Linked DNA regions of Homo sapiens: all the other regions are linked to region 1. The links are chromatin loops, found by intact Hi-C in ENCODE. Cell type or tissue: GM12878. All regions are shown on one strand.

Evidence for each region. Peaks named below come from ENCODE experiments on the same cell type or tissue, not always from the same donor. Only the 100,000 strongest peaks of a DNase experiment are listed, where the experiment ranks them.
Region 2: a loop joins it to region 1, with 9 times the contacts of the local background. A loop is called at or near these places in 47 of 110 quality-filtered maps.
Region 3: a loop joins it to region 1, with 6 times the contacts of the local background. A loop is called at or near these places in 7 of 110 quality-filtered maps.
Region 4: a loop joins it to region 1, with 7 times the contacts of the local background. A loop is called at or near these places in 5 of 110 quality-filtered maps.
Region 5: a loop joins it to region 1, with 8 times the contacts of the local background. A loop is called at or near these places in 34 of 110 quality-filtered maps.
Region 6: a loop joins it to region 1, with 5 times the contacts of the local background. A loop is called at or near these places in 7 of 110 quality-filtered maps.
Region 7: it touches region 1 in a loop (10-fold over the local background); 82 of 110 quality-filtered maps call a loop at or near these places.

The regions. Positions count from the first base shown.
Region 1 is chr6:63,350,890-63,354,889 of GRCh38, forward strand. It overlaps a transcript of LGSN not described here. Among named protein-coding and RNA genes, the nearest start is that of LGSN, 33 kb to the left of the region's middle. RefSeq lists enhancers at 1,714-1,823, 1,894-2,163, 2,264-2,353. In GM12878, CTCF peaks have their summits at 1,273 (motif pointing right) and 2,324 (motif pointing right); DNase peaks (open chromatin) are centred at 1,452 and 2,022; H3K4me3 peaks cover 1,052 bases; H3K27ac peaks cover 2,288 bases.
Region 2 is chr6:63,572,200-63,576,199 of GRCh38, forward strand. PTP4A1 (protein tyrosine phosphatase 4A1) reads left to right here and starts at 281. Exons shown (of 6, transcript NM_003463.5): 1 at 281-520. It overlaps LOC124901228 (translation initiation factor IF-2-like), which reads right to left and starts at 1,369. Exons shown (of 2, transcript XM_047419610.1): 1 at 1,333-1,369; 2 at 1-1,231. The coding sequence starts at 1,369. The coding sequence ends at 486. LOC128125822 reads left to right here and starts at 281. Exons shown (of 2, transcript NM_001415059.2): 1 at 281-520. The coding sequence starts at 482. It also overlaps a transcript of LGSN not described here. RefSeq lists enhancers at 1-4, 5-740, 65-359, 741-1,476, 1,413-1,782 and 1 more and silencers at 23-442, 743-872. In GM12878, CTCF peaks have their summits at 1,742 and 2,274 (motif pointing right); DNase peaks (open chromatin) are centred at 222, 1,562 and 2,312; H3K4me3 peaks cover 3,384 bases; H3K27ac peaks cover 2,556 bases.
Region 3 is chr6:63,633,407-63,637,406 of GRCh38, forward strand. It overlaps PHF3 (PHD finger protein 3), which reads left to right and starts at 2,396. Exons shown (of 16, transcript NM_001370348.2): 1 at 2,396-2,744. RefSeq lists enhancers at 1,084-1,621, 2,153-2,973 and silencers at 2,191-2,550, 2,991-3,170. In GM12878, no CTCF peak of the experiment used is centred here; a DNase peak (open chromatin) is centred at 2,395; H3K4me3 peaks cover 2,316 bases; H3K27ac peaks cover 1,667 bases.
Region 4 is chr6:63,503,318-63,507,317 of GRCh38, forward strand. It overlaps a transcript of LGSN not described here. Among named protein-coding and RNA genes, the nearest start is that of PTP4A1, 67 kb to the right of the region's middle. RefSeq lists an enhancer at 1,361-1,500. In GM12878, no CTCF peak of the experiment used is centred here; a DNase peak (open chromatin) is centred at 1,654; H3K4me3 peaks cover 278 bases; H3K27ac peaks cover 1,127 bases.
Region 5 is chr6:63,596,458-63,600,457 of GRCh38, forward strand. No RefSeq gene overlaps it. Among named protein-coding and RNA genes, the nearest start is that of PTP4A1, 26 kb to the left of the region's middle. RefSeq lists enhancers at 1,985-2,144, 2,225-2,284. In GM12878, a CTCF peak has its summit at 2,298 (motif pointing right); a DNase peak (open chromatin) is centred at 2,424; H3K4me3 peaks cover 1,039 bases; H3K27ac peaks cover 335 bases.
Region 6 is chr6:63,517,427-63,521,426 of GRCh38, forward strand. It overlaps a transcript of LGSN not described here and a transcript of PTP4A1 not described here. Among named protein-coding and RNA genes, the nearest start is that of PTP4A1, 53 kb to the right of the region's middle. RefSeq lists an enhancer at 1,813-1,902. In GM12878, no CTCF peak of the experiment used is centred here; a DNase peak (open chromatin) is centred at 2,025; H3K4me3 peaks cover 338 bases; H3K27ac peaks cover 2,078 bases.
Region 7 is chr6:63,762,723-63,766,722 of GRCh38, forward strand. All of the region lies in intron 40 of EYS (eyes shut homolog), which reads right to left. Among named protein-coding and RNA genes, the nearest start is that of SCAT8, 42 kb to the right of the region's middle. In GM12878, no CTCF peak of the experiment used is centred here; a DNase peak (open chromatin) is centred at 1,849.

The DNA.
Region 1 (4,000 bases):
GGTAAGTAAAACAATTGGTTTTTTATCCTAATAAAAAAGAATTTGCCATTCAATCACTAACATCCAAAACTATTTACAGTGCTATATTCTGAATATTTGTGTCTCTTCCACCCAAATTCATATGTGGAAATGTTAACCCCCAAGGTTAACATAAGAGGTGGGTCCTTTGAGAGGCGATTAGGTTATCAGAATGGAACCCTCACAAATGGGATTAGTGTCTTTATAAAAGAGACCCCAGAAAGATCCCTTCCCATTTCTACCATGTGAGGTTACTGTGAGAAAACCCTGTCTGTGAGGAAGCAGACCCTCACCAGACACCAAAGCTACCAGTGTCTTGTTCTGGGACTTCTCAAACTTCAGAACTGTGAGAAATACATTTCTGATATTTATCTGCCACCCAGTTTATGGTGCTTTCTAATAGCAGCCTGAAAAGATTAAGACAAAAGGAAGGAAAAAAAGCAGATATTTGCTTTATAAATATCTCTGTGTGTGTGTGTGTATGTGTGTCTGTGTGTGTCTGTGTGTGTGAGAGAGAGAGAGAGAGGAAGAGAGAGAGAGAGAGAGACAGAGAAAGAGAGACAGAAACAGAGACAGAGTCTCACTCTGCCACCTAGGCTGGAGTGTAGTGGTGCGATTTCAGCTCACTGCAACCTCTGCCTCCCAGGTTCAAGTGATTCTTGTGCCTCAGCTTCAAGCAGCTGGGATTACAGGTGCCCGCCACCATGCCAGGCTAATTTTTTGTATTTTTAGTAGAGACGGGGTCTTCCTATGTTGGCCACTCTGGTCTCGAATTCCTAGCCTCAAGTGAACCACCCACCTCGGCCTCCCAAAGGGCTAAGATTACAGATATGAGCCTCCACACTCAGCCTAAATATCTTAAATATGAATGTCAAAATAAAACTAACAGCAATCTAATGATCTTGACCACTTTGATTTACATGGAGACTAATAATTTTTTAAATGATGTTTCAATGACATATACTGTATAGTCTTTTTAAACCTGAGACTGATTTACTGTTTCAATATATCAGAGAACATTTAAAGAAAATTGTGTCATTGCCTCAGGATTTTCCAATGTATAAAGAAAGAATTTCTTGTAATGACCTCGTAGATATGGTACTTAAGAGTAAGTAACAAATAGACAAATAATTTTAAAACAAGAAATGGTTGAGACAGAAATGACCTTCCTGGAAAATAAATGCAATTAGAAAAAAGACTATTGTTACATGAAATGAATTATATGAAGGATGTTTCTAGGCAAACAGTAGGTGGCAACATCTACACAGACTTGTTTTAGAAATGCTTGTATAACATCAAAACAAAACTTACAAGCTAATGATTCATGAAATAGGGAATTTTCCAAAACTCACATGTTAGTAGAGATATTTATGCGCAAATCCATTGTTTTGTATTCTTTCTATTTTGGAATGTCATGCTTATGCCTTATCACAAGGACTCCACTAAGATCAATAATCTTAAAAATGTTTTGTTTGGCCAGGTGTAGTGACTAACGCCTAGAATCCCAGCACTTTGGGAGGCTGAGGCAGGATTGCTTGAACCAAGAATTTCGGGACCAGCTCTGGCAATATAGAGAGTCTCCATCTCTACAAAAAATACGAAAATTCACCAGGTGTGGTGGTACATGCCTGTGGTCCCAGCTACTTAAGAGGCTGAGGCGGGAAGATTGCTTGAACCTGGGACATCAAGGCTTCACTGAGCCATGATCACACCACCGCACTCCAGTCTGTCTCTCTCTCTCTCTCTTCCTCTCTCTCTCTCTCACACACACACAGACACACACACACACACACACACAGACACACAGTTTTATTTGTGGGTTATGTTAGAGACTGTTCATCTGTCTCTCAAACAAAGGGATAGAATTTTGTTCCCCTCACATTTCTTGGCCAGATTAGGTGGTTGAATTAGATAAGAGTAAGGATTAAGGGAACCATGCAAACAGCTGGATTTTTTTTTAATGCCACAATATGACCTCAATTACTGGAGTTCACAGAAGTTGCAGAAGACACATCCGGTGGTCAAGAAAAGGGGAAGCTGCCTTAAGTTTCCTTTTCTCTTGTGAGCGCAACAACCTCCATCTGTCTTTCTCTGTAACGCTGAAGACAGACACGTGACCCTGGTTCTCACAGAAGAACTTTCAAATCTAAAAAGCCATTTTAGGAAATAATTGGAAAAGTCTCTGTAGCCTTTGAGCTCCAGGATATTTGTTTTCCAGAATGATGAGATTGGTTATTGAATGTTTTAATGGTTGGAAACCAGAGAGTAGCTTTAGAGGCAAGCAGAGGCGCTGCTTTTTAACAGCAGAGGTCAGTAACACCAAAGGGGAAGGAAATTGAGCAGTCTGGCCAGAAATTGCAGATTTCTGTTGCAGACCCAACAGGCAAGAGGCAATAGGCAACATCCTGAGACACACAGGAAAACCTGATCCTTAGTACCTAACAGGGTCTCCTGTGCAGAAAATGTTCCCATCCCTGGCAACAGTGCCTTCCTGGATATGCTCACAGATGTTTAAGACTCTCCCTACCAGAGAAATAGCTTCTATCACAGAGTATTTTGTAGGGAACCATAACAGAACGTAAGGTGAAGTTTTCTACTATACTCTTATAATTATTGAAATTTTTCCTACTTCATTAATACCTGGACTTAGATTTCTCTTTTAGAAAGAAGCAGTTTGTAGCAAAAAAAAAAAAAAAAAAAGAAAAAATAATGTTTTTCACAGAAATTGAAAAAACAATCTCAAAATTTGCATGAAACCAAAAAAGAGCCTGAGTAGCCAAAGCAGTCCTCAGCAAAAAGAACAAAGCTGCAGACATCACACCACCTGACTTCAAAATATATTACAAGGTTATAGTAACCAAAGCATCATTACAGTGATACAAAAACTGACACATAGACCAATGAAACAGAATAGAGAACCTGGAAATAAGTCTACATATAAGGCAACTGATTTTTTTTATAAAGTTGCCAAGAATATACATTGGGAAAAGGGACACCGTCTTCAATAAATGGTGCTAAGAATACTGGATATTTATACACAGAAGAATGAAACTAGACCCCTATCTCTCACTACATATAAAAATCAACTCAAAACGGATTAGACTTAAACATGAGACCTCAAACTATAAAACTACTAGGGAAAAAACCTAGAGAAAACACTTTAGGGCATTGGTCTAGGCAAAGACTTTATGGCTAAGACCTCAAAAGTACAGGTAACAAAAATAAAAATAGACAATGGTACCATATTAAACTAAAAAGCTTCTGCACAACAAAGAAAACCATCAATATCATGAAAACACAGCCTGCTGAATGGGAGAAAATATTTGCAAACTGCTTGTCTGACAAGGGACTGATATCCAAAATACATAAGGAACTCAAACAGCAAAAAAAATAAATAAATAATCCCTTTAAAAAGTGGGCAAGAGGTCTGAATAACATTTCTTGGACGAAGACACACAAATGGCCAGCAAATACATGAAAAAATGTTCAACGTCACTAATCATCAGGGAAATGTAAATTAAAACCAAAATGAGATACCATCTTACCCCAGTTAGAATAGTTATTATTAAAAAGACAAAAATATAACAGATGCTGGTGAGGATGCAAAGAAAAGGTAACTCTTGTACACTGTTGATGGGAATGTAAATTAGTACAGCCACTATGGAAGCAGTATGGCGATTTCTCAAAAAAACTAAAAATAGAAATACCATATGATCTATCACTACTGGGCAATTATCCAAAGGAAAGGAATCAGTATGTTGAAGAGACATCTGCGCTCACATATTTATTCCAGCACTATTCACAACAGCAAAGACAGAGAATCAACCTGTGTTCATCAACAGATGATTAAAGAAAATATGATACATATACACAATGGAATACTATTTAGCCATAAAAAAGAATGAGATAATACCATTTGCAGCAACATTGATGGAAGTGGAGATCATTATGTTAAGTGAAATAATCCAGACCCAGAAAAACA
Region 2 (4,000 bases), 220 kb after region 1:
AATCTCTCTCGCTCCCACCCCTTCTTAACTTCAGGCTTCCTGCATCCCGGAGCACTCCCGGCAGCCCCTTCCCTCCCCCGCCCCGGGGATGCTCCGACTCGGCGCTTAGCCATTCATCAACCGGTTCACACCGGCGGCGGCCGCCGCGGAGTGACGTCCGGAGGGGGCGGGCCTCCGCCCCCGCCTGTCGGCTCCTGGCCCGCGGTTCCAGGCCGCGATTGGTGGCTGGAGGGTTGCACGTCGCGCCGGCTATAAAGGGGAGGGCTTGTGACGCAAGGGCGCCTCGGCGCGTGTATTGGCTCCTTCGGCTGCGGGCCGGCTCGGCTACGCGCTCTGCTCCGAGCCGCTCACTGCATGGTAGAGTCTGGTGCCCCCGCCGCCGCCTGCATCGCCGCCACCGCCGCTCCGCCACGACCACCGCCGCCTCCTGCCCTGCAGCCACCGCCACCGCCTGTGTCGCCGCCGCCTCGGGACCGGCTGTATGATTAGGCCACAATCTTCAATGAGTAAACATATTCCTGTGAGTAGCCGTCGCATCGTCGCCTCTCGGGCTGGGAATCCACGACCGGCCCCCCATCCCCGCTGTCGCCTTTGTTCGGAGCCCGGCGTCTCCTCCAGGTTGCCCCGGGTTGCGGTTCCGGTGGGTCCCGGGTGGGAGCGGGCGGGTTATGGCCCTGTGGCCGGCCGATTGCGGCCGGCTGTGCGGAGGCAGATGCCGGGCCCCTCGGGGCTGCGGGGTGGCGGTTGGCCGCCGGAGGCACCGGCTTTTGAGTCCCTCCCGAGCCCGGAGCGACGGGGGCGGCGCGGTCCGGCTTCTGCGGCGGCCGGGGGCAGTTTCGGCTTCCGCAGCGGGCCGGGTGGGTGGCACAAAAGCCGCTTTGTGACCGCCGCCTCCGCCCTTGGCCCTTTGGTCTGGCGCGACCCGTCCGGGCATGGCAGGCTCCGCGGCGTCCCGGGGCCTCTTTGTTCGGCCGGAGGAGAGTGGCTGCACTGGGAGCGGGAGACGTGGCCCGGGGTGGGGCGAGGGCTGCGCGTGTCACTGCGGAGCCGGATACGGGGAGGGCGCGGCGGTGGCGGGTTCGCCTCCAGATCCGGGCGGGCGTGGGGTAGGCCGGACAGCCAGGCACGGGTGGTAACGATCTGGTTCCAGAGCTTCTCGGAGCTCCGGGGTGGGCGCGGGACAGCCACTGGGTGCAGCTACACTCTTGTGCTCGACGGCCGGGACCCGAGCCTCAGACAAAATGGCCTCGGCGCCCGCGCCTGACTGAAGGCGCGGCGCGAACCCGTGATTGCGGCGCGGAGAGGGGGCGCAGCGGGCGTGCTCGGGCGCACACAGCCGCGTGCGCGGGGCGGCGGCCCTCTGGGGCATTCCGCGAGCTGCACCCCTGCCCGGGCCAGAGTGGGGTTCTGCTAGGTGAGAACTTCGGCCGTCCGCCCCGCCCTCCTCCCAGGCTCCACCTGGTAATTCGAGCTGTTCCGGATTTATCGCCCCACCTCGGGCTCGTGATAATGGGAACAAGTCTAGTCTTGTCCTTTCTCTGGGCCAGTCGTCGAGAAATGGCCTGGTTCGGAGCGTCTTGGAAACTGACAGGGCTACTGTTAGTTACACTGACGCGAAGGACTTCCCGTCCGGGCACCAGCATACATTTCCCCTGCCAATTTTGGAAGGGCCCTGGATGGCGCCTTTTAATCGGGGACTGTTTAGAACTATCCCTGAGCTCTGTGGTGTAATATGTTGTTGCCTCCTGTTGGTTTGTGGCAGCAGTAGCCAACCAGAGACGGAATTCTGAGGGTTTTTTATCTTCTGTCCGCGGAGCCCCCTACCAGTCCACGAGTATTAAGTTATTTACACTACGATTGGAACTGTTGACCTGCCCGACATCTAGATCCTGAGGCAGTGCTTCCTGTTACTCAGTCAGTTGAAAACTAGAAAACTAAATCATTCCCAAGAGTGAGCAGCATTTTACACATGCTTTCTTAGGTGCCCTAAGACCTAAATAGATGTGGAACAGACTATACAACGAATTGTTTGTGACAAAGGAGTTACACACATTAATTGGCTTGACTCTGCAGTATAATAATGATTTAAGCTTCTGCACAGAGATTACTCTTTCCTCCTCTCCCTTCTTGTATATGATTGTGATTATAATGCAACTGATAGGTGGGAGGGAAAAAATCCCCATTATGGATAGTTTTTCCTGTGGGTAGGAGATTGGGAATGGAGGAGTGTCTTGGGCGGAACAGAAATCTATCGGTGGCCACCACTGCTTTAACAGACGAGTCCCCCCATCCACTAGGTGGCTCCACTCAGTAAAAATAACCATTTCAGGAAGGGAATTCTTAATATAGTTCTTTCTCTGCTTCCTGATGAAAGTGCTTACTTACATGAAGGGATATGGCCAGACTAGGTTGTAGCCGACAGGAGTTTTAGCTATTAAATATGGAAATAGTGGTGTGAAATACTGCCTCAAATTAGCTTTTAATTGAAAAAAAGGTAATACCTAGAAATTAGAATACTGTGATGAGTCATTATAAAGCTTTTAAAGATCATTGTATGTCATTGGGAAAGTGTCAGAATACACTTTTTATTCTACGGAGGTTGTATTTAGAATTTGGGGTGAAAGTATAATGAAATTATTTTCAGATTACTACAATCTGTATTCACTGTAACTGTGATGGCTTTGTAATTTAGACACTTAATTTTTTAACCCAGCTGACCAACTAGGTGAAGTAACCTCTGAGGGCTTGTTTGAACAAACTTGTGATAATGAAAGTTACCTTTTTTATGGGACCTTTTGATAAATGATTGTTAATGCTAGTTGTATGTTTTACCAGAAAAGTAGACTGGGTTTTTGACTTGATGTTTTCTGCAGTAATCATCATAAGAATTATTCTTCAAAATTTAGCAAAGTTCTAGAAACTATAACTAGCATGGGACTATTTAAAGGTGTAAAATGGAAATGGGAGCAGATCGTTTGAATTTTAATTTTAAGACTTCAAATGCTTAAATTTAAGCATGGAAACTAATGGAACCTTTTGTTAAAACACTTTGGTAATGAGAGTACACATGAAGTGCTTGAGGCAGTGACTATGAATTACTGCTCTTGTTAACCTGTTATTAATACTTTCCTTAGTGCCCTCTTTACTCCCGAGTACACAAGTACCTTATAAACTATTTGGAAGAAGACTGATTATTAACATCAGTGTCTTCCATGTACATATTTTAAAAATATGCTGTGACTATTGGTTTAATGTTTGATATTGGCATAAAAATGGTTTAGTTCTTAAGGGGGAACTTAGAGAAAATATAAATACATTCATATTTGTTTATATTTATTGGTTACAGTAGTTACCTTGCTTTTGAGACCTGCCACTTCCACCTTCAACATCCCTTTGTCCGCCTTCTCTGAGTTGGATTTCAGTTTTGAGTTGTATATGTGAAATTTTGGTTTTAAAATACAAAAGAACATTATTAAAATTATGAATATTTTCTTTACAGTTATAAATGAGAGTTGTTTCCTTTTTAGATTCATAAGCATACATTCTTATGATATTTCACATAACAAGTTGATTTTCAGAGACTCATTTTCCTCGTCTTCAGTTTAATGGGAATGATAACAGATTGTTAAGGATAAAGTGAGATTCTAAATATAGGACTTAAATCAGTCTAAGAAAAGGATATAAAAGCATAAAGTTGGAAAAGAACTTAGATGTTTCAGTTTATGAGTTAAGTAAATTATGCAAGACTAATAACTTCAGAGTTATCTGGAGTTTGTATTAATGTGTAAAAATGTTTTTGTTAGTTGGAAAAATCAACATAAAGTGTATGTAATTACAATGTAAAGAAAACAACTATCGAAAGGGATAATTATTAGAATCATATAATTATATATTATATATAGATAGTATATATACAGAGAATATAACTAGATAGAATATATATGAATATATATATGAATTTCACAAAAATGTAACAATGGGTTTGGTTTTTTTTTCTGAG
Region 3 (4,000 bases), 280 kb after region 1:
TCAAAGTGCTGGGATTACAGGCGTGAGCCACCGCACCCGGCTGAGTTTGAGATCTTTTGACCCCACTGTTTTGATTCTGTGTTTAAGCATACAAACATTTAAATCTATTCTAAATTAACACGAAAGTACATGTCTACAAAGTGTTTGCCAGAAAAAACTTCATTAAATAAATTTAATATTTTTATTGACTTTCTGCTCATAGGGGTTAATTCTTCCAATTTTTTTTTTCCATATTTAGTTTACTGATTACTGTAGGGACCAATGTTTCAGTGATGACAAGCATTTTTCATATCAAAATTGACTTTTGTGTCTACATTGTTTACTGTCTTCCATGGTCTTAATCTCTGCCAGGCTCAGTTTTCTTGGGTCAATGTTTTGCAAGATCCAAATTTTATCACTTTTCCTTCTTTGATAATTTTTTAGTTAAATACAAATACACTGTCAGTTTTAGTCATTATCAATTACTCTGTCTTGTTTTCCTACCAAATTTAATTTTCCCAAGTTAATTTGGAGTTTTCAATGTTACTGATACAATCTGATCTTCCAATAAGTCCTGTGTGCAGTTATAGCTGTTGCCAGTATTATTATGCTGGTTCTTTCTTCTACTAACCTTTCTATGAATTGGGTATAAGATAAACAGTTCGTGTTTACATCTGGAAGCAAAAAGCAAAGACCATTAGTGGACAAATGTGAATCTGGGCACTTGGCTGGTTCAAAATAACAGAATCAAAACATCATGCCTATGGCAAGCTTGTTGACTTTTTAAGGATCAGAAATCTTTGCTTTGTAAATGTGACAGTCTTATGATTCTTACATTTTCTTTTAATCTCCATTTTGTTTTATCTTAAATTTATTAAAACTTCTCTGAGAAGGTAAGTTTTCCTCAGCCCTTCTAAGGGATTTTCCAGCTAGTGGTCTCCGTCATCAAGTTCTACTCTGTTGAATTCCTTCGGGGTTGGATTTTGTTTATAACAATAATTTTACTTTTTCTGAACGCCCTTTTAAAACGTCACACTGAGATCCACCAGAAGAGTAAGAATAACATTAGGCTTGTTTTTATAATTCATCCCAGACATCCCAAGTGAGAATTAAAAAAAAAAATTACTCATTTCTATTTTCCTTTCTCAAAAACACATTACAAAAAGATTGTAAAACAAAGTCTTGAGGGATTGATTAGTCAAGACAGGGGGTGAAACTCTTAAGAATCCAGTGGAATCAGGACAACCCAAACTTCCTTTGTAGAAGAGCATTTGCTATTAAGAGTGCTTAAAATATCAGAAGACTAGAGAGAGGAAAGAACAGATCTTCACCACATGCCTGTGACTTATTCTTCCACCCTGCACTAATCTTACAATGTGGGCTGCGGTTGGTCTAAAGCTTAAATCAACAAGTACTGTAAAGGTTTTAGAACAGTGCAGACCACACAGTAAGGTGCTCAGCAGGTACTGGCTGAATACTGTAATAGTCCCTGTAGATAAAAGCCACAAACCCTGTCCCTAAGTAGCTCCTTTTGGTTGGAGTGACTGACAAGCAACAATTACTTCACAGCGCTTATTAAGGGCTGAGATAGGGGTTAGCTCAAGTGTCTGTGGAAGCAGACCAGTGGGTCTCAAACTTTTTTTGTCTCTGGACCTCTACACAATATTTGTTACCACAAATAATGTATTTATGAAAAGCATATTTTCCAAATTAATAAAAGGGTGATATCTAAAATTTCTGCAGATTTCCTCAATGTCTGGCTTAATAGAAGATGGCTGGATTCTCTTATCTGTTTCTGCATTGAATCAGCTGCTATATGCTGTTTTGGTTGAAGGGTGGGAAGAAAATTTGGCCTTAGACACATGCTCCTGGCAAAGGAATGGAGGCTCTACTGAAAGGTCTTGGCGACCCCTCAGGGAAACCTGGGACCACATTCTGAAGACTGCTTACTGGATACCAAGAATGTTTCTTGGAGGTAGCAATTTGAGTCCTGAGGTAGATCAGCCATGTAGGGTGAGGGTAACGGAGGTAGTTAATGGTAAGGCTGCTGTGCCGAGCCAGCACAGATATTTGGGCAGAGGGCTCATCTACTCCATCCTATTCTACCATTCTTGAACTCACAGTCAATTAATAAAAAGTACCTGGGGTTGGGGAGCTGCGCATCAATATTATATTAACTGTGAAGCCTTAGTGCTTACTACGGTCGAGAAAAAGCGCTCCTCTGATTCGCCCCTCCCGGCGGCGCGGAGGTGTGAGCTAGAAGCCCGCAGGCGGTGCCGCGTCCTCCGAAGACAGGGAGGGGCGCGGCAACGCCGGGAAGCGCTGCAGCCCGGGGCCCCACGGAGGCGCGGCGCTCGAGGCCCTAAAGCGCGCAGGCGCGGCAGCGACGCAGGCCGCGGCCCCCGGAACGGTAAACAGTGGGGTCACGTGACACGGCCCCTCTCCAGCTCCCGCGCCGCCGCCGCACGCCGATGGCTGCGGGGTCTCGCGCCGTCGCACCGTCCCCACGCGGCAAGCGACCTTCGGGCTCAGGGCGGCGGCGGCTGCAACGAGGATTAGGAGGGCGGCGCGGAAGCCAAGAATAGTGTCGTCAGCAGCAGCCATTTGGTCCCAGGAGGAAAAGAGGCTGTGGCAGCGACGCCGACGTCCTGCGCGTACCCCCTCTCCGCGGCACCCACCGGGCCCCCTCCTCCTCCTCTTCGGCGGCGGCAGCGTCCACCATCTTCCTCTTGCTGCCAGTGGTAGCGCTCGTCTGGCGGAGCTGGGTGAGTTGCGGCTGTGGCCGCGGCCAGGGAGACGGGCAATCCTCCCCTCCCCCATCCCCTTCCACACGCACAGCGCCTCCGCGGGCCTCTCCGCCCCTCCCGCGGCGGACTCTCCGCGCTTTTCTCCCGCGCAGCCGAGAGATCGCCTCTCGGGCCTCTTGCGCAACGTCCTCGGCCTACCTGGGCCGCGCCGCTGGCGCCTGTGGACCATTTGGACCGCGGGCTGGGGAGGGAGTCGCAGCGACGCGGTCGCCAGGCGGAGGGTCGGGACCACGGCCTCTCTCCCGACCACTGGTACCCAGCCGTCTGCTGCGAGGGCGCCCCGCCGCCGCTGAGGCGCGGGCGCGCAGGCCCGAGGCACGGCGGGCGCTGCCTGGAAGGCCCGTCTCGCAGGCCCCCGGATCCGGCCGTTGGGGCCTCTTCCTTCTCAGGGAGCCCCAGCATGGAGCTTTGGGCCTTGGTTTCGGGAAACTGGGACTGGCCCTGGCTGCTAGGCTGCTCCCTGCTGCTGCTTTTTGGAGATGAGAGTTGCTCTTCCATTTATCCTCCAGTTACCGCGCGCTTTTGTGCCCGGGACTCAAACTGTGGACTCCTTTTGCTTAGTTTGAAATGAGAAGCCTAGACTCTTGCCTTCCGATAATACATGTAATTTAATGAACCACTTGTCGATACGTACGTGTTAATGGTGCTAAATAACTGATCACCTGACACGGGGGGCGGGGGCGGTGCGGAGAGTAGAAAGGAAGAGAATGTTGATATCGCGCACGGAGTCCTGTGTCCCTCCTTTCCCTCAGGATGTGTTGCCGGGTTAGGTGACCTTTTTCCATCTTTGGGCTTTTAAATGCCAATTCCTAGAGACTAGATTGGGGTGGTTATTAGTGCTTTCCAGTAGTCACGCGTAGAATATGTTCATGGATTAATGTTAAGTGGCAACACTGCTTTAATATTCTAGTCCTAATCTGCATTACATGTAGCGATATTTAATTTAAAAAGAATAATCGATTATTGAGGCTTCTCTAAATACTAACTTTACTATCTTATTTTAAGCTAAATTTAAAAACCAATGCAGTAAACTCTGTAGGGAGTACTTAAACAGTACGTTGTTGTATTTAGTTACTATTTTGGGGTCGAACTTGTCTTCCCTTTGACAAAATGATTGTTAAAGGCCTAACAAAACTACGCCTCCATTATTCATTTTTCGATTCCTGAATGAAGTGTTTGGAACTGTGAAAATATTTGTAGAAAAAGATGTATGT
Region 4 (4,000 bases), 150 kb after region 1:
GGAAAGGAAACTTACTGAAATATATCAGACTTCATCGCCTGGAAGTAAGGCTAGAGAACCAGACTTTGAAATGTGCTGATCCAAGGTATTCGCAGTGGTCCAGGATCTGGAGATCACAAGAATGGCTTCACGTTGACAAAATCCAGGACTCGCCCCGGAATAGATTAATCCTCTCTTTAATCCTCTACCCAAGATTTAAATTCCAGAGAGTAGGTGTCTGATTGGCCTGGTTTCAACCATATATTCAGACTTGGGCTAAGAAAGTATAGGTCTGCTGAGTAAAAGTCCACCAGGCTGAATCCAAAATGGTAACAAGGCCAGGCACAGCGGCTCATGCCTGTAATCCCAGCACTCTGGGAGGGCGAGGCTGGTGGATTGCTTGAGCCCAGGAGTTTGAGACCAGCCTGGGCAACATGGTGAAACCCCGCCTCTACTAAAAATACAAAAAATTAGCCGGGGACAGTGGCACCTGCCTCTAGTCTCAGCTACTCAGGAGGCTGAGGTGGGAGAATCACCAGAGCCTGAGGGGTCAAGGCTGCAGTGAGCCAAGATCACCCCACTGCACTCCAGCCTGGACAACCAGAGTGAGACCCTGTCTCAAAAAAACCAAAACAACAACAACAATGACAAATATATAAAAATTTATATGCAAATAGTAACAACAATAATAATAAAATTATAATTCCCTCTAAAAGAAATGTGATGTTATTAGGAAAGAGAAATGAATGCTGAACAGTCACACATTAAAGATGCTCAATACACCATCCTTAACCATTTTTTTTATAAATACCTCACCTATTTTCAACCCATATTTAATAAAATAAAAATCTTTTTTTTTGAAACAGAGTTTTGTTCTTGTCACTCAGGCTGGAGTGCAGTGGCGATCTCGGCTCACTGAAGCCTCTTCCTCCCTGGTTCAAGCGATTCTTTTTTTTTTTTTTTGAGACAGAGTCTCGCTCTGTTGCCCAGGCTGGAGTGCAGTGGTGCAATCTCGGCTCACTGCAAGCTCCGCCTCCCACGTTCACACCATTCTCCTGCCTCAGCCTCCCGAGTAACTGAGACTACAGGTGCCCACCACCACGCCCAGCTAATTTTTTGTATTTTAGTAGAGACAGGATTTCACAGTGTTAGCCAGGCTGGTCTCGAACTCCTGACCTAGTGATCCACCAGCCTTGGCCTCCCAAAGTGCTGGGATTACAGGCGTGAGCCACTGCACCCAGCCTCAAGTGATTCTTGTGCCTCAGCCTCCCGAGTAGCTGGGATTACAGGCGTGCACCACCATGCCCGTCTAATTTTTTGAATTTTTAATAGAGACAGGGTTTTGCCACGTTGCTGAGGCTGATCTCAAATTCCTGTCCTCATGTGATCCACCCACCTCGGTGTCCCAAAGTGCTGGGATTACAGGTGTGAGCCACCACACTCAGCTGAAAATCATTTTTTATGACCATTCTGAAAACCCAAGAAGCTCCTTATCAATGCTTGATAATTGCAGTCACTGAAATACAGAAAGGACTAAGTGGATTTTATTCAAGCTGAGAGTTCAGAGTAGTGAAAAGCTCTTAGTGGTTCTTTAAGAATTTTCTCCCCATTTCTGAGTGGCAATACCATCAGCTGGCCTGATGAGAAAGTGGTTTGTCACACATTCTTTTGAGTCATAGTGAAAGGCATGATGGTGTCACCTAAAATTAGTAGATTAGCTATGCTTCATTTCTCATCTACACCAGGAACTGGTAAGGTTATCACCATGACCATGGCATTCCTTTTCTTCTTTATTGTCCTATATTGGCTAGAAAGCCCACCTCATCCTACATTTTGACCTTCCCTCTGCTTCCTCATTCCTGTTAGTAACTTGCTTTTTTTTTTTTTAACGTTATTGATATCTCCTCATCCACCCCCATTTTCTATCAAGCATTATAAAGTGAAGCCAAGGAATTATATGCTTTTCCTCATCTCTTTAGTTAAGAAATTCTAAAGTAAAGCCGGGCGTAGTGTCTCACATCTGTAATCCCAGCACTTTGGGAGGCTGAGGTGGGTGGATCACCTTGAGGTCAGGAGTTCAAGGCCAGCCTGGTCAACATAGTGAAACCCCGTCTCTACTAAAAATACAAAAATTAGCCAGGTGTGGCGGCACATACCTGTAGTCCCAGCTACTCGGGAGGATGAGGCAGGAAAATTTCTTGAACCCAGGAGGTGGAGGTTGCAGTGAGCCAAGAGCAGGACAGAGCAAGAATCTGTCAAAAAAAAAAAAAAAGAAAGAAAGAAAGAAAGAAAGAAAGAAAGAAAGAAAGAAAGAAAGAAAGAAAGAAAGAAAGAAAGAAATTCTGGCATTCTTTTTTGTTTTGTTTTGTTTTGTTTTGTTTTGTTTTTTGTTTCGCTCTGTCGCCCAGGCCAAAGTGCAATGGCACAGTCTCGGCTCACTGCAACCTCTTCCTTCCGAGTTCAAGCAATTCTTCTGCCTCAACCTCCCAAGTAGCTGGGACTATAGGTGTGCACCACCACGCCCGGCTAATTTTTGTATTTTTAGTCAAGACAGGGTTTCACCATAGTGGCCAGTCTGGTCTCAAACTCCTGACCGTCCACCTCATCCTCCCAAAGTGCTGGGATTACAGGCATGAGCCACTGCGCCCAGCCGTCATATTTTATTTGTAATGGGACACAGGGTATCTTCGAAGTCCTTAAAAAGAGATGTGCCAAATGTTAAACTGAGGGAGGCAGTTTTCAGTTGTTTAACTTTAGACTCATCAGGAGTAGAGTGGAAGAAATACTTTGAAAGTTATTTACATTCTTTGCTTAGGTTTTTGACATAGTGAATGGTATCTAGAAAAAGTCAAATTCAATCTTTTGGGTAGTTTTAAATAAAATAAAAATTTTGATTACATATTGATTTTTCTCATGGAAAGGAGATAAGTTCTTCTTGTTGTTGTTGGTGGTGGTGGTGTTGTTGTTGTTGTTGTTGTTGTTGTTTGAGACAAGTCTCGCACTGTCACCCAGGCTGGAGTGCAATGGTGGGATCTCGGATCTCTGCAACCTCCACCTCCCAGGTTCAAGTGATTCTCCTGCCTCAGCCTCCCAAGTAGCTGGGATTACAGGTGCCCACCACCACGCCCGGCTAATTTTTTGTGTTTTTAGCAGAGACGAGGTTTCACTGTGTTGGCCAGGCTGGTCTCGAACTCCTGACCTCGTGATCCACCCTCCTTGGCCTCCCAAAGTGCTGGGATTACAGGCATGAGCCACTGTGCCCAGCTCTTCTTGTTTTGTTGATGACACAATTTCCTTATTCATTCTGTTCACAAACAGGTTTCTATCTCTGATTGCTAACCCAGTTATTTTATAAATGGTTAACCTAGTAGAAGGATTTTAAGAGAACGGGCATACATGAAAGTTATCAAAAATAATTTGAACAAGCTTCTCTTCATTTTCTTCCCAAAATAAGAAAAATGGTCATAAAAACAGCTTGAGCTACCACTGAACATATATTGTTGCTCTGGTAAAGCATGTGTAATTTGGTTAGGGAGTCTGGTTTGCCCACAAATATCTCACTGAACATCTCAGAGAAGTTGATTTCCCTCAAAACAGAGCCTGAGACAAAAGTTCACGTGACACTATCTTACTAGTATCCCTGCAATCCCAGGGAAGCAGGAGTGAGGGAGTAGAAGAATGAGGAAGGGAAGATGGGAGAGCCAATATGAGGATGCCTTACCCCGACAAACCAGCCAAGACATTCCCACCTTCCCCAGGGTCCCCATGTATCTATACAAAGTACATTTCTCTCTCCATACCAAGTGAATGACCATTCGCACTACTCATAACATTGCCTGCCTGGAGAGAGGATTTCTTTTCACAACTGTCCCTCCGTCCTTGAGTGGAACTATAATGTGGTGGCAATTTACTTTCCACTATCGCTAATGTACTGTGAGAATTCATGTGTAAACTGGGCCAAGTTATTTCTTATTCCATCACTTAGTCAGAAGGGGGCACTTACTCCCCTCCCTTCATGAGG
Region 5 (4,000 bases), 250 kb after region 1:
GCTCACTCCCGTAATCCCAGCACTTTGGGAGGCTGATGTAGGCAGATGGCTTGAGACCAGGAGTTCAAGACCAGCCTGGGCAACATGGCAAAACCCCTCTCTACAAAAAATACAAAACTTAGATGGGCATGGTGGTCTGTGCCTATAGTCCCAGCTATTATGGAGGCTAAAGTGGGAGGACAGCTTGAGCCTGGGAGGCAGAAGTTGCAGTGAGCCAAGATTGCAACACTGTACTCCAGGCTGGGCGATAGAGGGAGATCCAGTCTCAAAAAATAAGTGGAAAAAAATAAGTGCACTATAAAGATAATTAAACTGTAGTATAAAATAAACTATACTGAGACTGGGTGCTGTGGCTCATGCCTGTAATCCCAACAATTTGGGAGGTCAAGGCAGGCAGATCACTTGAGGTCAGGAGTTCGAGACCAGCCTGGCCAACATGATAAAACCCCATCTCTACTAAAAATACAAAAATTAGCTGAGCATGGTGATGTGCAACTGTAATCCCAGCTACTCAGAGAGCTGAGCCTTGAGAATCGCTTGAACACAGGAGGGGGTGGTTGCAGTGAGCTGAGATCCTTGCCACTGCACTCCAGCCTGGGTGACAAAGTGAGACCCTCTCTCACAAAAAAAAAAAAAATTAATTATAATGAAAATACAAAAAAAAAATAATGTTACAATATCATACTGATACTTCCAACTCAAATTCAGAACTACAGGGATTTTTTTAAAGATTTTAATTGTTTTTAATTGACAATTATATATATTTGTGGGGTACAATGTGATGTTTTGATATATCTACGTATTGTAAAATGATTAAATTAAGCTAATTAAATCCATCACCTCACATACTTACCATTTTTTGTGGTATATTTAAAATTTGCCCTGTTAGCAATTTTGAAAGATACATTATTAACTATAGTCACCATGCTGTGCGATATATCTCAAAAACATGTTTTCTAACTGAAACTTTGTACCCTTTGACCATCTCTCCATGTTCCCACCCCCATAATTAATTATATTAATCATGCAATTAATTATATAATTAATTATATTAATCATGCAATTAATTATATAATTAATTATATTAATCATGCAATTAATTATATAAGTAATTAAATAAGGCTAATTCATTAGGTGCCCCACAAAGGAATAGTTATTTCTTGAGCTCTGTGCCACGTGGTTTAGTAGCTCATTCAGAATGGCTTTACTTCCAGTAACTAAGGAATAGAGAATAGCTGTTGTATTATTATTCCTAGATTTAGTCAAATAACTTGTTTAAACTCTGGTAACTCTTAGTGATGTTAGATGATGAAAATCAAGTGGGAAATTTAGTCATATTTCCATCTATTCCATCGGTCATGCTTGAATGAGATAATTTGGATGAATAAATCTTGATTGCCAATCCCTCAGCATTTCTACCTTCTTCCTTATACAGAACACTGATTTGCTCAGGCACTGTGAAATATTAAGAGAATGAATCATGTTTGATCCAAGCAGTGGTTCTCAACCCTGGCTGCACATTATAATCTCTGCGAAAGCATTTTACAAATATTGAGCCACAGCACCACCCCAAAACAATTCGATCAGAATCGTTGCAAGTTGGGTGCGGGTGCAAATACGTTTTAAAATGTTCCCTGTTGTGCAGCCAAGGACAGGACCACAAGTCTGAGCCAATCATGGCAATTTAGCTCCTTTATCAGTGACCAGGGGAAGATGCCTGATCTGACCTAGGAGACTTAGAGGGGAATTCTGTTAGAGGCTTCTGGTAAAAACAACATTCTTTCCTGAAACAAGAGAAGATTGTATGGAGAAAGACTTGTAAGTACCCGTGCGCTTGCTTGCTGCTTGGAGCAACGTCAGGTGAGTAGGGAACGCTCGGTTGTGGTGGCCATTTGCAACTATCAGGGAAGACACCTGAAGCAATAAAGACAGCCGAGCACGAAGATCGAAGAGTTCCAAGAGACACTGTAATGATAATGAGAATAACTAATTTACTATAGGAATTAGGACTTACACGAATATGAAAAGAGTTGCAAAAGTGAAGGTCTGGAAGGGAGAGTCAGAGAATCAGAGAAATAGGCTGAAGAGTCCACTGAAGCACTGATGTGAGTAACAAACTGCAGCTGGCCGAGAAATCCAGGAAATCAAGCGTGACCAGTTGCCAAAGTGGGACTGCAAAGAGCGTATTCATGGAGGGTCTCGAAATTGCCATCTCTGGGGAAAGGTTCGTCTTTGTGTAGCTATCGCCTACACCCTGGGTCAGGGGCTGTTATTGATCAGCCGAACCAGCAGGTGGCAAGAGAGGCAAGACACAGAATGGAGAACAGCAGGACAAGCTGGGACTCGCAGCATCTGTCTCTACCTGTCGCCCGGTTTCACAGCAATGACCTTTTGAGCACAGTCGCTTCAGTTTCATTCACTTTTCAAATCTCATACACATTCCTCTTTTGTTCAATTCTAACCTAGAACCATATAGGGAAGAGGATTCTGGGAAATGTAGTTCCCATCCTTAGCCAAGAAATGGGATAAACAAGCAAGTTATAATCCTTATGGAAAGTCTAAATTTCGTGGTTAAAAATCATCAATAAAGTCAAGTTTGAGATAATACCAGCTGAGTACTTCTCAGAACCTTGCCGTCTCCATTATTTATAAATGCAAATCAATTTCTTTACATTTGTAGGCCCATGCTTCTTTTTAAGTTCTGGTACTTCCCTCTTACAGAGATAAATTGGTAATAAGCACACACTATCGACAAAGAGTAAAGGTTAGGGACAAAAATTCAAAGGCTAAGAAGGATTTAAAAAATTAAAATTTGAAGAAGCAGATTGATGTTAAAAATAAAGATTGATGGGAATTAAAACATTCAATAGATAGGAAAAACAGACTGAAGTAGGAATTAAAAACAGGAAACTTCTACTTTTAAATGTGTTGAGGTTAAAAAGTAGAGAGAAGCAAACCAAAAAACGGGGAAAGAGAGAAAAAAGCGGGGAGAGACGGTACAAGGGAGAAAGACTGCAATACGTTTGAGTTCCTGGTTCCAGATACCTTTGATGCTAACTGTACTGCTGATCTTAATAGGGTTTTTTGGTTTTATTTGGTTTGGTTTTTGAGACAGTGTCTCACTCTGTTGCCCAGGCTGGAGTACAATGGTGACATCTCGGCTCACTGCCACCTCCGCCTCCCGGGTTCAAGCAATTATCCTGTCTCAGCCTCCTGAGTAGCTGGGATTACAGGCACATGCCACAACGCTCAGCTAATTTTTGTATTTTTAGTAGAGACAGGGTTTCACCATGTTGGTCAAGCTAGTCTTGAACTCCCGACCTCTGGTGATCTGCCCTCCTCGGCCTCCCAAAGTGCTGGGATTACAGGCGTGAGCCACCGTGCTCAGCCAGGGTTTGTTTAAATGAGCCAACAAATCCCCATTTTTTGCCCAAACTAGTTCCCTAAACTGGGGTTTTTTGATTTACAAACAAGAGTAATAATGGATTTTATTAGACAAATACTCTTGGAAATTTACCCAGTTATTTATTGCACTAATTTTAGTTAAATGAATGTTTTAATTTTTTTTTTAACGTTTGATTTGGTTATTTTCCAATTGATTTTTAATCCTTCCTCCTTGGAAATCCTGCTTTCTATTCTTCCTTTAAAGGTAGTAATTCCAAGATTTGAAGAATGATAATAATACTATATAGAAGTAATTCCTAGGACTATATGATATGCAATACCTCAAAACTAATCACACTTGTTCTTCAACTATACAGTGGATAAAAAATTCAGAGACGTAGTCTAGTATTTTGAAGACAGCACATTATCATTTATGCCAAGAAGAAAACGTCATGACTCAAAAAGTGAAACTAGTAAAGCTTTTAGGCAAAGCTCTAAGGGGAAGAGTATTCTGTACTGCCTTACAAAGTAAGTATACTTCCTGTTTGTGGGAAGAACAATGAAGAGAATACAAGGGCGTCCAATGTTGGTTCACTTTATGAAAACCCAACATTTT
Region 6 (4,000 bases), 170 kb after region 1:
TGAATTTTAAAAAGAAATTTAAAATGGAAAATAAAGGTATGCACACATGATGCCCCGTAAAGTGAAACCATTTAAATGGTGAAAGATCTCCTGATGATAACCTCAATTAACAACAATAGCACTATGAACAAAAGAAACAATTTTGTAAAGGGAAATACACTCTAAAAACTCAAAACAAGGACCTTCACTATCTATCAACACACACACACATGCACACACACAATCACATACACACACATATATATGACTTTTATATCAGAAATTGTCAATAATGATCTATAATTCCACAATATGTATCACAGACACTGATGGAGAATTAAAAATTAAGGAGCAGCCTTCCTCTGCTTCCAAACACAGACTATGTCCAAAATCATGTCAAAAATGTCTCTACTAGCGCAACCCAATAGTTTTTAAAAGAATCCATTGACACATAAAATCTCAGTAGGGCCAAGCTTGGTGGCTCACGCCTGCAATCCCAACACTTTGGGAGTCCAGGCAAGTGGATCACCTGAGGTCAGGAGTTCAAGACGAGCCTGGCCAGCATGGTGAAACCCCATCTCTACTAAAAATACAAAATTAGCCAGGTGTGGTGGCAGGCGCCTGTAATCCCAGCTACTCAGGAAGCTAAGGCAAGAGAATTGCTTAAACCCGGGAGGCGGAGGTTGCTGTGAGCCCAGATAGTACCATATCGCACTCCAGCCTGGGCAACACAGTGAGACTCCGTCTCCAAAAAAAAAAAAAAAAAAAATCTCAGTAGGTTTCTAGACTATCCCTTTACTATGGAAAATATTTGTGCCACCTTTTCCATAACTTTATTGCTGCCAGAGCACATCTTAGATTGCTATTTTGCTTTCCCTAATAAGCATAACATCAATTCTCTTGCTTGTATTTACTTTTCTTGTTACTTGTACCTAAACTAACAGCTTAGGTATCTTGAGGTCCTGGCAGAAAAGGCAAGAATAAATTTTATAATTGATTAACTAAAAAATTATCATTTTGGACATCCCCAGGGCAAACAAAGGAGTAGCAATGGAATCCAACAGAGGTAAAGGATAACAACCATAGTCCACCTAATCAGAATTCCTTCTTTGAGGTTGAGACTGAAAAAGAGGGTGGGGGCAATGTAGGTATCAGTCAGTATTTTACAGAAAAAGAAATGTAATGCTCAGTGATGTTAAATAGGTTGTCCAAGGTCACACAGCCCAACCAGGATTTAACTCTAGGTCTCTTTACAGCTAAGGTTCTTTCTAGCAAGCCATTCAGCCTTCACAGTGTACTAACAACAGAGAGGACAAAAGCAGAATTTTGCCTTTAATACTTGCAATAATAATGCAATAATCATAAATGTACCTGGGAAGTTGCTGAAAAGATAGAAAATAACTCAGTATTGAAAAATGCACATTAGGAGATTTATATTCAAAGAAAAGGTAACTCTTGAAGACTGTTTTGGAAGTCAGTATCTTTCAGATTTTAGAAAAAAAAGCAGGATACATATGCCATATATTATACTTTCAGCAGGATCTGGGTAGCACCCTCTTAACCATATTAATATCACTGTAGTAAAGCATGTGCATATTCACACTAAGTGAGATAAATAAAGACTACAGGCCGGGCACAGTGGCTCACGCCTGTAATCCCAACACTTTGAGAGGCCAAGGCGGGCAGATCGCCTGAAGTTCAAGACCAGCCTGGCCAACATGGTGAAACCCCATCTCTACTAAAATACAAAAATTAGCTGGGCATGATGGTGGGTGCCTGTAATCCCAGCTACTCAGAAGGCTGTGGCGGGAGAATCACTGAAACCTGGGAGGCAGAGGTTGCAGTGAGCCGAGATCACACCATTGCACTCCAGCCTGGGTGACAAAGGCGAAACTCTGTCTCAAAAAAAAAAAGACTACAAAGGTGCATATCAGTTCAGTACAGTTTCAGTGCTAAATGAGTTCAGGTCAAGTCAGGTCAGGTTTTGAATTTTGAAAACACTTCCTCTTTTCATAGCTTTTTGGATTTCATAATTTCAGGTAAGGGATGTGAAACTGTACTATGTCCTGTCTTACCAGGTGAGGGAAATACTAATGATAAACTGACTGATTGATTTACCAGAACTGACTTTCCACTAATAAGGGTAAAGACACCACATATGCCAAGTTTGTTCCATATACTTGGCACAAGCTTATTTCCTGTTTTGTGACTCAATTACAGCCCATTATGTGACTCAATTGAATTAAAAAGTAGGACATGAAAATGAAATACAGGTCAGTCTACTAAAATCCAGAAAAGGTATTAAGCAATTCATGTGTGACAGTTCTAATTCAATGTTAAAACTATAGTTAACTTCCTACTATTACACTTGACTTGCAAATAAACCAATAAGAAAATTAGAAAGCAATATAGAATTTTAGCTCCTGAAATTCAATCATCAATTTATCAATAAAAACCATTCTGTTCAGATTAAAGACATTTGCTACCACCATACTTTATTTTGACAAATGGACTTGAAATAGACATTCAACACATTAAAATTCAGTAGATAATAATTTTTACCCTGTAACTGTATAAACCTGTAGACTGATTTAATGTATCATCTACCTATAATTTTTCGAGGAGCCTCAATGCCTGAATCCAACATATTTTAAAACTACACATAAATTTGCGAGAACATAATTATCAAACAAAAACTAACCACTGGATCTCTTGCATATTACACACTGCTGTTGCATTGATACTTTTCTCTCCTCTGTATGCATCCTTTTTTTAACTTCAGTCTTCATTGATTCTACAATTGGGAATATTTTCCCATTAGACATTTATGTGATTCTTATCTTTAAATGTTGTGATATATTGTCCTTGGCCTTCAGGAGATCTATCAATTAACATTGCTAATGAATAGGAAAAATAGTAAAACACTAAAAATGAAAATAGACTGGGTGTGGTGGCTCATGCCTGTAATCCCAGCACTTTGGGAGACTGAGGCGGGCGGATCACTTGAGGCCAGGAGTTCAAGACCAGCCTGGCCAATGTGGCAAAACCCCATCTGTATCAAAAATACAAAAATTAGCCAGGTGTGATGGCACATGCCTGTAATCCCAGCTACTCGGGAGGCTGAGGTAGGAGAATCACTTGAACCAGGGAGGCAGACAGAGGTTGCAGTGAGCCAAGATCATGCCACTTCACTCCAGCCTGGGTGACAGAGTGAGACTCTGTCTCAAATAAATAAATAAATAAATAAATAAATAAATAAATAAATAAAATGAAAATAGATATCTGAAAAAAAAGACTTTGGCACAATTGTTCACCTTATAAATCTGTGGTTTGTGTTTATTATTTCCTTGTCAATATGATTAGTGTCAGAGTTACTGTTCTTTTTAATTTTTTGCCTTGTAAACAGGTGGTAAAGAGATCATTTATTAGACCATGTGCTATAGGTAGTGCACTACATGAACAATCAGTTTATATACACCATGGAATACTATGCAGCCATAAAAAAGAATGAGTTCATGTCCTTTGCAGGGACATGGATGAAGCTAGAAACCATCATCCTCAGCAAACTAACACAGGAACAGGAAACCAAACACCGCATGGTCTCACTCATAAGTGGGAGTTGAACAATGAGAACACATGGACACAGGGAGGTGAACATCATATACTGGGGCCTGTCACGGGGTGGGGGAAAAGGGGAGGGAGAGCATGCGGGGCTTAAAACCTAGATGAGGGGTTGATAGGTGCAACAAACCACCATGGTACATGTATACCTATGTAACAAACCTGAGCATTCAGCACATGTAGCCCAAAACTTAAAGTAAAATAAAAGAAAAAAAAATAAAACTGAGCAAGAAAAGAAAAAAACGGCAAATAATTTTTTAGTGTTGCACAGAAAATAATATCTGGCTTGTCGTATTCTAGCATAAAGTGAGTCAACATCATTGTTTAAAAGTCAGACAGATTTCAATTCAGCATTTTTCTCCCCAATCTAATTATTTCAGAAGCTCAGGTAGGATCAGAA
Region 7 (4,000 bases), 410 kb after region 1:
TAACTGAAGTTCCAAGAGATCAAAATGAATTGTGATTCAAACCCTAAATTGTCAAAGGAAAGAGTTAATAACTGGTTATAGGATTACTGGACTCCACACCAAAGACTTTAAACGATTCAGAGTGTAAAAATTGAAAGAGAATTTTTTGAGAATTGTTTCTTCAGACAAAATTGCATTGTAAGTCTCTCTCCCAACTCCCACACCACCACCTAAAGAAAAAGCTGTGCATGGTGTTGCTGTCTCCTAACTTCAAGCCTAGTGAAAAGAGATTCAGCAGGACCACTTGGAGAGCTTGGTGTGTTTTTCCCTGGCATTGGCAAACTCACAGGCTCAGCTCCTGGGGTTGCCAAAAGAGCTGCAAACATACTGGAGACAAGTCAAACGTGAGTGAATCCCAGGAAAGGGATGTTCATAGTCAGGAACAATAGCTTGAGGACATATAAAAATGAATCTTGACCAAGAGGTGTCCCTCTAGCTAAAGATACAGTGGCAGTAAGTGGTTTCTGGCTAGAGCAGAAGCTGAGGGGTAATGGGGAATACTCAGCTGAAAGAGACACCTTGTCTGGGTTTAGAGAGTGATATTGGGAGGAGCCCAGCAGAAAACTTTCTGATAGACCCATCAAAGGCAGAGTTGTCAGATAAAATGCAGAGCATCTAGTTAAATTTAAACATAAGTTAAATAATAACTTTTCTTAGTAGAAGTATGTCCTGATATGGTTTGGCTGTGTCCCCACCCAAATCTCATCTTGAATTGTAGTTGGCATAATCCCCATGTGTTGTGGGAGGGACCAGGTGGAGAAAATTGACTCATGGGGGAGGTTTCCCCCATCCTGTTCTCATGGTAATGAGTTAGTTCTCATGAGATCTGATGGTTTTATAAGGGGCTTCCTTCTTCAATGGGCGCTCATTCTTCTCCTTCCTGCCACCATGTTAGGAAGGACATGTTTGCTTCCCCTTCCACCATGATGTAAGTTTTCTGAGGCCTCCCCAGCCATGCTGAACTGTGAGTCAATTAAACCTCTTTCCTTTATAAATTACCCAGTTTCAAGTATGTCTTTATTAGCAGCCTGAGAACGGACTAATACATGTCCCATGCAATATATGAACTTTAAATAAATAATATTTGAGATTTTATTGTTATATCTTGTTATATATATATATATATATATATATATATATTTGATAAACTGTTGTTTGTCAGGGCACCGTGTGTTTATTTTGCCCCCTCCGGCCTCCCTCCCTCCCTCACTCCCTGCCTGCCTTTCTCCCTTTCTCCCTTTCTTCCTTCCCTTTCTCTCCCCACCATCCCCCTTTCTTTCTTCTGAAAACACTACACTAAAGAGTACATGAGAGAAAGGGTTAACTTAAAATTCCTGTCAGAGCCAGAGAGCAATAAACCACCGTGCCAGTCTAAAAAGCGCATTCTAGAATGGGTATGAGGTATAGGGATCAGAATCTGTTAAGCTGGAGGACAGCAGCTGATCACACCTTCCCAGACCTTTTATTTATGTCATAGACTTTTATATGCTTGTTACACCTAAATTAATAGTTGTGCAAAAAACGGAAAATTGTATAGGGTTCTCTAAAATGGAGACAAACAAAATACAGAATTAATCTGCTACAAAATTGCATATTTTGAAGATTATTTTTGAAGATCACAAAGAGTATAGAATGTACAAAGACCTCATACACAAAAAAGGAAATCAGTAACTAATTTCACAAAAGAAATAAAACTATAGTAAAAATTCTTATTAAAGAATTTTTAAACGTGATGCTGTCATTACTTTTTAAAGTGACGATTGCGCCATCTAGTGGTTCATTTTATATCTACTTGAAAAAAGCTTAAAATTATTCTCACTGCCTTATAGACAGAGCTCACAATGGTAAAATATTTTATTTAATTCACTTACACTTTATTGTATATATTTAAGGTATATAGCATAGTGTTATGGGAATAAAACACTTGCTTGGATATTAAAGTAGATAAATCACATTAAGCATAATTTAATATAGATGCCAAAATCTTATTTGAAAAAATAACAAATCGGAGCCTCATATAGTTTGTCTCAGAATTTTTAGGTCTGAAACAATTAGCTATATGTTTAATATATAATTAGTTATTATATAATTCTAATGAGAATGATTTTGTGCAAGGTCAGATTTTTCTTTTTGTTCCTTGGTTTCTATAGCACCCTGTGAAATAGAGATAATAAAAAAATTTCAAGCCTTCATTAGTTATTCTCTACTTTGGGTGATATTTTTCTAACCCTTGATGTTAATTCATTAATATTTCTTCCCTTAACCACATATACTACTCTGCCCTGAGGAGGAGTAGATTTTGTAGAAGTATGTGTGTGAGGTGAGGTGTCTATATAATGGGCAATGTAAAAACAAAACAGAGGTAGGTATCTATTTAAAGAATGTTTATTATTTTTTACAGGCTAGCTGTCTGTGCTTATCTTAGGATTGAGCATAGTATTGTGCTTGATACTGAGATTCTACAACACAGGAGGCTCCATTTTTGACCTCATGGACTTCTGTATTTTGGAGAAATCAGATTAGTAAGGAGACAATTTTAATAAAATGGGACAAGTTCTAAAATGGGTATTATGGTATCCTGTGGATGGGCATCTAAGTAATTTTAGTGAATTACTTAGGGAAGGCTTAGGAAAGGCCGCCAGAGTGAGATTTGCCCGTATAAATGTATGCACTGAAAGGAGGTGTCAAAGGACTTTGAACAGCAGGCTCAGGCAGTTCAACTTTTTTTTTTTTAAAACTATTTATTAACTTTTGTGGGTACATAGTAGGTGTACATATTTCTGGGGTACATGACATGTTTTGGTATAGGCAGGCAATGTGTGATGATCACATCATGGAAAATAGGGTATCCATACCCTCAAGCATTTATCCTTTGTGTTACAAACAATCCAATTATACTTCCTTAGTTATTTTAAAATGTACAATTAAATTATTATTGACTATAGTCACCCTGTTGTGCTATCCAATACTAGTCCTTGCTCATTCATTCTCACTAGTTTTTTGTACCCATTAACCATCCCCACCTCCCTGTTACCTACCACCGTTCTCAGCCTCTAGTGACCATCCTTCTGCTCTCTATCTCCATGAGTTCAACTGTTTTGATTTTTAGAACCCACAAATAAGTGAGAATATGTGATGTTTGCCTTTCTGTGCCTGGCTTCAGTTCAACTTTCAAGTGACATGACAGGTGTATAGAAAATGACACAAATGAGGAGGCACATTTTAAGAATATTGATCTGTTATGTGTAGGATGACTGCATAGTGTAACAATAAGCTCTCTGGTGACGTAATTTTAATCTTAGTGAGATCTTAGCATATTTTTTTTGCTACTAGAAAAGGGGCCAGCAACCTTTTTCTGTAAAGGGCAAGGCAGTTTACAGTTTTGCTTTGTGGGCCATATAGACACTGTTGCAATAACCGAACTCTGCCATTGTTGAAAGCAGCCACAGAAAACACACAAATGGGTGTGGCTGTATTCCAATGAATTTTAGTTACACAAATAGGTGGTAGGCCAGATTTGGCCCATCTACCATAGTTTTCTGACCCCGGCACTCTAGACCATTAATTCCGTAAGAGCAGAGATAGGGTCTGTTTTGTTTTTTATTATTGTCTCAAGGCCCCAAACAGTTCTTGGTTTATTGTAAGTTTTCATTGACTATTCATGGAATAAACACACAAATGAATAAATATAATAGGTCATGGCTGGGATAAGAAAGCAGATGGAGGCAAAAGTCCTGAATAGGAAAATTGCTGTGGGGATGCAGAGGTTGAAGTAGATGTGAGAGGCATTTTCAAGGCTTTGGTAAGTGTGTTAGTATGAAAGAGGAAAAATTATAGTAATGACAAACATTATTTGTCACTTACCATGTGCCAGGCAGTCTTCTAACCTTTCTAGTTTCTCTATTATGTTATAAGAAGGGTACTAGCATCATCCTCATTTTTCAGAGAAGGAATCTAAGGA